Regions from separate parts of the Homo sapiens genome. Here region 2 is linked to region 1. A link is an interaction called in ENCODE POLR2A ChIA-PET data of the cell type or tissue named here. Cell type or tissue: GM12878. All regions are shown on one strand.

What was found. ChIA-PET counts read pairs that join two places held together with the same protein. Peaks named below come from ENCODE experiments on the same cell type or tissue, not always from the same donor. Only the 100,000 strongest peaks of a DNase experiment are listed, where the experiment ranks them.
Region 2: POLR2A ChIA-PET joins it to region 1 with 8 read pairs; 5 of 35 experiments call an interaction of 5 or more read pairs at or near these places.

Annotation. Positions count from the first base shown.
Region 1 is chr5:95,952,857-95,957,856 of GRCh38, reverse strand. All of the region lies in intron 1 of ELL2 (elongation factor for RNA polymerase II 2), which reads left to right. Among named protein-coding and RNA genes, the nearest start is that of ELL2, 6.5 kb to the left of the region's middle. In GM12878, no CTCF peak of the experiment used is centred here; no DNase peak of the experiment used is centred here; H3K4me3 peaks cover 2,289 bases; H3K27ac peaks cover 1,024 bases.
Region 2 is chr5:96,314,811-96,319,810 of GRCh38, reverse strand. LOC101929710 (a long non-coding RNA gene) reads right to left here. Exons shown (of 5, transcript NR_130776.1): 3 at 1,267-1,338. It also overlaps a transcript of CAST not described here. Among named protein-coding and RNA genes, the nearest start is that of PCSK1, 120 kb to the left of the region's middle. In GM12878, no CTCF peak of the experiment used is centred here; no DNase peak of the experiment used is centred here.

The DNA.
Region 1 (5,000 bases):
AGATGTAATTGAGCAAATTTACAGCGTTCTAAGGGTTTGTGGAAACAGAATATTTGATGAAAATTTTGAAATCTTGTTTTTTTTCAAATTACAATTCCTCACTGTTTCAAAAGACACATAATCCTACTTGACCTTCATTATTCAGGTTCCCTATTTTTAGAGAAGTGATCTTGGGAGCCTTTCTAAACAGGCAGAGGGGCATTGTGAGTCCAGCAATGAGAGTTATAGTTGGAGTAAATATCTTGTAAAAGTTGTTTTGCTACTCACTTTGAATACAGAAATGGTTTCAAGTTGATTGTGTATCATGTTAACTGGAAAGTTATTTTCATGATTGGCAGAAAAATTTAGACATGATAATACAGATATCTACAATATTAACCTTTTAAAATGTAGATTATTTTGAATGAGGAGAAAAGTTGCTAAATAAATAAAATCACAAATTACAACTTTATAGTCATTTTAAATTGTTATCTGTGATTGTGTGGTCTACATAAGCTCTACATATTTTAAATGAGCATATATTACTGTAATTACATATTTCCCCCAAATGGAAAACTATATTTAAAATTAAAATCCAACATTTAAAAATACATTTTAGCTAGGTTCCTCAGTAATGCTGCTGGCTTTATTTTGATGTTTGAGTAACTTACTTTTATAACAAAAACTATATCAAAGCATTATTTTCAGATTTTGTTGCTGAGCCTGTCAGTTTAGTTTTTAAAAAATGTTTACTCAAAGTTTCAAAGGTGGTGGCTCAAATAATACTACCATGTTTGCTGACTATTACATAAACAGTCTTGCATAGTTGTGTTTGGGGGCAGGGGCTACTCCTGCTCTATCCCTGAAGATCAGAAAGCAGATGCCTTTAAGTGGGATTCTGCTAACACTTTCTCTTGTCAACTCCATTGGATTGAAATACATTTTTCTGCCTTTGTTAGTGTCTTCTAGGAAAGTGATAATGTTTTTAAAATTTGTACATATATATTGCCATTTAATTTTTCATAATTTTAGATGCTATTTACAAAGCATAAGTTCTTATTTAAGCCTCCAAAATTATTGTCCTTCATAGTAGCTCCCTTCAATGTGTTACTTGACCTTTTGTTAAATCACTGAGTCCATAGGTCAGAGGGTAAGTGACTTCCTTGCCTTATCCTTTTTTTCTACCAGGTGAACTTTTTAGCATTTGATTCATTATAGTTTAAGACACAGAAAAGACTCATACTCTGCTTTTTTCTCTTTCTTTTTTTGCCTGCCCATATTTTGTATGTGTTTTCAATAATCTGCCTTATAAATGCAGAAGACTGTTCTTAAGCCACCACTTGAGCATCCAGACCTGCCAGCACAGCACTGCCACCACTGTTGGACATGTTTATTAAGTAAAACAGTGAGGTTTGCTTTAGCAGATTCTATTTGCTCCACTTTTAAAATGTAGCCAAGTTTAATTTAAATAAATTAATCCTACTGACTTTTAACTTAGACCCATTTTCAGTCTGTGCTTGATTTTAAAATGCTTTTTATCAAGTAAAGTCAAGTTTGTGCCCCATCCTTCAGTGTTTGGAAAGTTTATTCAGATGCCCAGTTGCTCAATGCAACGGAGGGTGTTCCTCCCTGAGAAAAGTAGTAGCCAGATTGCCTAAAAAGATAGACAGGGAAGCTTGGCACCAGAATTGGGAAGAGAAAGAAAGAACATATGTGAAGGATTGGAACATGTTCAAGAAAAGAATTTAAAAGGAAAGGGGCGTAGAATTCTTGGAATGACTTACAGAAAAGCTTACCAAGGACAATCACCAGATTCAGCCTTTCCATTTGCTCCATTTGCACTTGTGAAAAATTACAGAAGCTGTGTTCATAAGGCTTATTAGGTAATTGGTGATAAAGCCAGCAGAGAGAGGAAAATGAGAATTTCAGCTGAACTAAGGCTAGGTCACTTTTAACAATTTGTGATGACCCTTTTCTCTGCAACAGAGAAGCTTAGGAGCCCGGCACTAGATCCAGCCCACCATTTGCTAGATTGGGCCAAATGTATTTTAGATTGTTTGAGAAAATGTCCCTAAAATGTGATATTATGGACATTCCTACACTGAAGATGAACTAAGTCTTACAATAAAGAAAACAACATGTATATAACCCAACATCTGACTGTCCTGCATACCTCAGCTCCATACAGAATTTCCTATAACTTATGCACAAATTTACCGCAGTTCTGGAGTAGAATATAATAAATTAATGTCCATGTCTTTAGAGCAAATTAAAGCTGGAAAACACAGCATAACTCGGGTCAGGTTACCAGCGAGGATTGCTATCTCTGTCTTTTTTTATCTCCTTCCTTCTTTCCTTCCTTCCTATTTTTTTCTGTGGCAGTACTATGGCTCTTGAGAGCCAATGTTAAATCTTCAGGAAGAACTGGTTTAAGAGTTGCCACTAATACTTTGCCAGCAAAGACCAAAACTGGCATTTGCATGGTTTAATTCAGGATATAAGAAAAGGGAATTTTATTAATTAAGCTATAAGCTCCTTGAAGATTCATGAATAAAATTATCACCTTGAATTGACCTCTACAGAAAGGGCATTTGGCTGCTGGTTTCATAGTAACTAGATTGTTAAACAAATGGCATGAGTTTCTTTCCTTCACAGGGATCCTATATGTTATTGGTCTAAAATCCTTGGGTCTTAAAGGATTTTAGCAAGATTTTAGCAGACAGAAACTGGATGGGGACCACATCTCCAGCAGAAACAATGGCATAGGTAAGCAAAGAAGAGTGGTAGCTAGGGCAAGCTCCAAGAATTGCCATAAAGACCCTGTTCTGCTTAACATGAAGGGCAAGAGAAAAATGTAGTTGAGTTTAAGAGAGAAAAAGTAGGTCAGAGCAGATTCATTACCTTACTAAGAAGTTTGGATTTTATTCTGTAAACAGAGTAGAAATATAAGGTAATTTGATCTACGTTTTAGGATTATTCTGGCCCTGGTGTGCAGGATGACTATAATGTGAATCTGGAAGGAGATAGACAAGTTAGGAAGAAGTTTGTGGTCCAGGCCAGAGATAACTGGAGTCCACCCTAGGGTGTTGGTGGGAGAGGTAGGAGATGAATAGAGTCTATAGAATTTAACAAGATATTGGCCGGGCGCAGTGGCTCATGCCTGTAATCCCAGCACTTTGGGAGGCCTAGGCGGGCGCATCACGAGGTCAGGAAATCGAGACCATCCTGGCTAACACGGTGAAACCCTGTCTCTACTAAAATACAAAAAAAAAAAAAAAAAAGAAAAAAAAAAAAGAAAAGAAAATTAGCCAGGCGTGGTGGCAGGCGCCTGTAGTCCCAGCTACTCAGGAGGCTGAGGCAGGAGAATGGTGTGAACCCGGGAGGCAGAGCTTGCAGTGAGCCAACATCGCACCACTGCACTCCAGCCTGGGCGACAGAGCAAGACTCTGTCTTAAAAAAAAAAAAAAAAAAAAAGAATAATTTAACAAGATATTTTAAAGAAGCAGGATTGAATTGAGATTTCTAGCCATTGGCACTAGGAGGAGTACCCCTAATAGAAAAAGGGAAATTGGAAGCAGTTGGGAGAGTGGAGTTGGGGGTAGGAGAGATAAAGATGTGAGTGATATTTTGGTGAACATTCACTCAGTCTTTTAGTTGATAATGAAAAGACTTGGGTTTGATTAGATGTTTTATATTTGTGAAGTATATTCAGGAGTTTGAGGCAGACAGATATATAAAACAGTGCTGTATTACTTAACATGTCTTATATAAACTGTTTTATTTGGATGGAAATTTTGGAGATTGTTGACGTTTTGAGGAAAGTTGAAATTCTTTGGGAAAAAAATTTGGTTTTGAGCAGGGCATTTTAAATTTTGTTTGTATTTTTATAGACTTTCTTTATTGAATAACGTCTATAAATTGTACTTAAGGCCATCATAAAGCACTGATAATATGAAATCTAATTTTATTTTAACATGGAAATCAGACCTTCTGTGGTTTCTGTCCTATTGATTAATGAAACGTAAGTAACTCTATATAACGTTCCTGGATTTACATTTCAAGTTTTATTTTGAAATAGTGTAATTCCTAAAGTCCTTGAAGGAGTGCTTTCAATTACCTCACATTACCTCTATTTCTGTTTTGGTGTTTTGATTCCTTTATTTCTTTTTTATTGGCAGTTCCTTATGAAAAACAAAAGAATCATGAGTGCATAAAACTTTTGCTATACATACACATTGTAATGGACTATTATGAGCGCTTGTTTCTTGATCCAGGGAGATAACCTAGTCTGGAAGACTTTTTCACTCAACTGTGAGCTTATTCAAGGGTGTAGCCAGGCTTGAACTTTCTTATAAGATTCACAGAGATACTTTAAGACTTAAATATGCTTAGCTAGAAACAAGTATTAGCATATTTTAAGATAACATTTAATATCATTGCTTTTGGCTCCATTATTAGAAACCATGATACCTCAAGAGCCAGAAAAAGTGTCCATGTAATAAAAAGTCAGCTGAGTATCTTAAGATGTTTTTTCTTTAATAAAAAGTTAAGAGGTAGAGTTAAACTACCAAATATTCGTTTGTTCACTCAGCAAACATGTATTTATCTTCTGACATTTGCCAGGGATAGAACTAGGCATTGGAGATAGAAAGCTGAATAAGTCATGAATGGTCCCTGCCAAGAAAGTGCTTGTCATTTTAGTAGAAGCAGGCAAATGTGAAAAAAAATGAACACTATAAAGTCTGTGTTCAAAGAGATGTCTTCTTTACCTGCCATCCTCTGCTCAGCCCGTTGTTTCCACCACACCCGTGAGGTTATACCTGCCAAGGTCCCTGTTAAAATCCGGTGGTCATCTCTTTGTTTCCATCTTACCAGACCTCAGTGGTATTCCATTCTCTTGACCACTTCTTCCTATTAGAAACACTTTCCTGATTTTCCTCCTACCTCTCTGCCTATTCTTTCTCATTCTCCTTTGCCTACTTTCCTCTGTTTGACTGGCCTCTGAATGTTGGAGGTCTCTA
Region 2 (5,000 bases), 360 kb before region 1:
GGACAGCAGACACTCACTTTAGAGCACCTGGCATGGACTTTCTCAAATAACTAAATAGTGATTCCGTTTTCTATCACCTAATATCATCTGGAAGTTCTAGAACCCAAAAGTGAGGTTGCTTACTGGTAACTTTGAAGAGAAGGTAACAATACATTATGGTTTCTAAAGCACTTTCAGCTCATCTCACATTGTTTTCACATCTATTGTGACTGTGATACACAGAGCACGCCTGTGAAGTCTGTAGGATTGGTCTTACTATTCACATTTCATTGATAGCACAACTAACCTATATAACAACCCATGGGGAAGGTAGTGTAGCATAGATTATGGAGCAGATTGCCTGGGTTCAAATCCCTGGGTTCAAAGTTGTTTCTTATCAACTGTACAAGCTTGGACAAGTTTATTTTTCTGTGTTTCATTTTCATCATCTGCAAAATGAGAATAATAGCATTTACCTGATATGGTTTGGATGTGCATCCCCTCCCAGTCTCATGTTGAAATGTGATCCCCAATGTTGCAGATGGAGCTTGGTGGGAGGTGTTTTGGTCACGGAGGCAGATTCCTTGTGAATGTCTTGGTGCTGTTCTTGAAGTAATGAGTGATTTCTCACTCTGTTAGTTCACATGAGAGTTAGTTGTTTAACAGAGCCTGGCATCTCTCTTGCTCCCTCTCTTGCCATGTGACATGCCTGCTTCCCCTTCACCTTCTGCCATAATTATAAGCTTCCTGAGGCCTCATAAGAAGTCAAACAGATGCTGGTGCCATGCTTCTACAGCCTGCAGAACCATGAGCCAAATAAATGTCTTTTCTTTATAAATTACCCAGTCTTAGGTATTCCTTTATAGCAATGCAAAATGTACTAACACACTACCTCATAGGGTTGTCATGAGACTTAAAAGAGTAAATATATATGTAAAGTACTTAGGAAATGGCCTGGCACAAAGTAAACACTGTAGCATTAACTACTAATGTCATTTTCCAGAAGAGGAAACCAAACTACTAGATATTCCTGGCAGTCTGACAGCTGGGAACAGACTCAACCATTTTACTGTCACTCAATGAAGAAATCAACAAGCAAAGTGCGGAGTGATATGTCAGTTGCCCATCATGCAAGGGGGACATTGAGAATTTGAAACCTTGGTCCCTTGACTTCAGATGCAGTGTCTTTCCATCTCACCATGTGGCCTTGGGTATGATAGCATGCCTGGGAGAACAAGCAATGAAGGTGTAAAGATGTATGCAACACAGCAACTTGTTATATCTTACTTTGAACAGTACCAAGAAAGCCTTCATGGAGTGCTGAAGTATATGAAGACTATGGCCCTCTGGAACCAAAAGCTGTGGGAGCAAGAATAAAATTAATCAGTCCAGAAACACAGTTCCTGAAAACTTGTGGAGCTATCACCATTATCTCTGAAATGTGTGTGCCAATACATCGGCAAAAAGCATTCACTTCCCATAGAAGGTTCTTTGAGTTCGGTTAAACATACCAGGCTGAGCTGGAAGTGAAAATAATTGCCTACTCCAGCACTGGAGAGTTTCAAATACATAGCAACTTGCTGGGTGTCCAGAAATTGATCACTTCATCATCCAGCAATCCAGCCAGGGGAGCAATTGCTCCAGTAGGAAGGTTAACAGGCAAGAAAATGAATCAGCGTCTTATGGTTACAAATATGTTTTTGCTGCTCTCACTACAAATTGCTGTGATTTTTTTTTAAGTTCAGATGCCTAGATATTTTACTGCTCAGGCTATCAAGCCATTGAGCTATTGTTACAACAACTGACCACGCCATGATAGCATTATCATAGCTGTTTTTCTGTTGTTGTGTGGTCAGCATTATGGATTGGGAATAAATTTGAGCTATTTGCTGATCTGCTTTCCAGGATGCAGCATTATTGGCTCTGAAGGAGCTTTAGCTTTGTAGTCTGTGGATGCATATTGAGAATAATATCAGGGTGCAGATGTTACCAAACCTTTATATGTTTGGTTTGTTTCCTAAAAAAACACCCATAAGATCCTCCAAGGGGCCCACCTCAGTTAAGCTAGGAATTCACTCAGCCTATTAATATACTAAAATGCCAAGTCAGGGCTTCTCTGATTGTTGCTGCATGCAATAGGATGTGACAGTTTTTAGAAGTGGCTTGTTTAAAAGCTTTGCACTTCCTTGGAAGAAGGGTTCATGTAATATGACTAAATAATTATTATGATCATCATACATATTCATCAGATAAAATTATTTTTCAAGTATATACAGAACAAAATATGCTAGGTTTTAAGGTTTTCATTCTAAAATAGGATGACACCATTCTTTTTTTTTTTTTTTTTTTTTTTTTGAGATGGAGTCTCACTCTGTTGCCCAGGCTTGAATGCAGTGGCATGATCTCAGCTCACTGCAACCTCTGCCTCCTGGGCTCAAGCGATTCTCCTGCCTCAGCCTCCCTAGTAGTTGGGACTACAGGAGTGCACCACCATGCCCAGCTAATTTTTTTTTTTTTTTTTTGTATTTTTGGTACAGACACAGTTTCACCATGTTGCCCAGGCTGGTCTCAAACTCCTGGGCTCAAGTGATCCACCTGCCTTGGCCTCCCAAAGTGCTAGGATTACAGGCATGAGCCACCACACCTGGCCAGGATGACACCTTTATAATGTACGTGTGACTTGCTTTAAATAAACCAGTAGTTTTCTGAAATGTCAAATGTGTGTGGTAATGTTCAAGCTGGACAAGTATCTCCTTCGGTGTATGTTATCTAACTAGTATCTTTTATACAGAGGCCTTGCTCACTCAAACCTAGTCTCTCTTTAGGTACCAAGAACATAACTAGATAATCTTTTAAGGCCAACCATTCCCAGTTCAACATTCCATTCAACATTATCTACACAGAGATCTTATGTGTAATATTCGGAAAACAAAAGACTTAATTTGAGAAGAGCCAGAGTAAAACTAGAAACAGATTTACTTGGCAATTAAGTTAGATAAATATCAGTAATTACAGCATATATAACCCAGGTGTGGTCTTATTTCATCTTTCCTCTCAAAGGAATTAGTATAGTCTTTTGGCCCTGGGTGGCTTAGGTCAGAGTCCTCTTCTTGCATCATTATCCTTTGGGATTCCTGATGACACTCTCTGTGGGGGTTCTCAGATTCTGGCTGCATTCTCTCACGGTTCCCCTCTACCTTTAGAAAGTTTCTTTGTTACAACATGTTCAGCTGTTGGTGCTTTCAACCTGACTTTTTGATCTCCTCTGCACATTTAAGCAGGGCTTTATCTGATGCTGACAGTTTTGCCGTGCTTCCCATGGTAACATTCTCTGCATCTAGTCCCAGGTTTGCACATCTTATTGTGGTTCCCCTGCCTCTTAGATTAGGTCTCAGACATACCTCACAATCTTTCTCAGCTGGGCTACAGAACATCTCCTGGCATCTGGGGAGTTTAGGACAAGAGGACAGAGAAGATGTGACTCTGGACTCCTAGCTATGCTTCAGCTCAGGCAGCTTGACTTTGAGCTCTATTATATATTGCATTCTAGGTAAGATTTCTTTCTAAGCAAGATTTTCTTGGCAAACAAGCAAATGGAGAAGTTTACATACTAAAATGATGGCAAGTACTTCTTTCTTAAGTCACCATGTGGTCAGGGAAACTTCTGTTTATATTCACTATTCTGGTTACCTATTACTATGTTACAAAGCCATACAAAAATTGGCAGCTTAAACAGACAAGCATTTAATTATATCTCCAGATGTCATGGGTCAGAAATTCAGAGAAGGCTCAGGCTCAGCTGGGTGGGTTTTGTTTTTCTCTGCGTGGCTTGAAGGAGTTCACTTGGGGGTACTCAACCCTTAGGTGGTCTGAATGGTCCACAACAGCTTCTCTCTCATGTCACTTGATGGTGACAGCAGGAAGTCTGGGCTCAGCTGGATCTGTCAACCCAAAGTGCCTACATGTGACTACTCCAGCATGGCCATCTCAGGAAAGCTGGACTTCTTATATGGAGGCTCAGAGATCTCAAAAATAGTGTTCTAAGAAACAGAAAGTGAAAACCTACAGATATTTAGGGCCTGGGCTCAGAAAACTGGCACAGTGTCACTTCTGCTATTATTCCATTGGTCAAAGCAGTTACAGAGCCCATCCACATTCAAAGGGAAGGCAATAGACCTCTACCAAAAATAGTAGCAAAGAATTTGTGGCTATCTTTAATCTACCATAGTTACAGACCTTTAAATGGTGCCATCTTTGACCCAAATGACCATATGGTCAGTGACTTCACCACTCCCACTTCTCTTTCTGATCTCAGTTTCTGGTCTTGCTCTCTACCCTGGCAAAGATGATCATGCTGCTGAGTTGACATATACTGACCAGTCTAAGGAATCATGGCCTCACATTGTTCACTATACATTTCTGAACTGGCTTCCAAGAGCACTGTCTGTATTCCCTATCAGTCCTTCCACTCTGTGAAGTGCAGAGGTTTCCCTTTGGCTACGGTTGTCATATAAAAGAAGGTGTATGTAGTTAAACTTGAACTTCAGATAAACAACAAACTTTTTTATTATTATAAGAATGTCTCAAATATTGCATGGGACATACTTATACTAAACAATTGTTTAATCCCACAGTCCTAATATTTTGCTGACATGATTAAAGCAATTACTTATACCCGTATCACAGTTTAACAATGGAGACAAGAGTCACAGAATTATTTTAATTCTTTGACTTTTCTTTCCCATAACATGTGGTTTATAATCACACTGATTGCGTGAGGGTGAGAGGAATCCAGTCCTGAGATCAATCAAATCTTATGATCACCACTTTGCCTAAATATATTAATATATAAATGGCTTCTACTAAATAAACTTTCTTGTTTAGCAAATGCTTCTATCATTCCTTTTTGAAGTTAAAGAAAACCTCTGCATTTAAATGTAGCTATATTGCAAATTTAAAGGGTCAGTCAAAAGTATTTATTGAGTGTGTACTTTATGTTAAGTCAGTAACGATCAGCATGT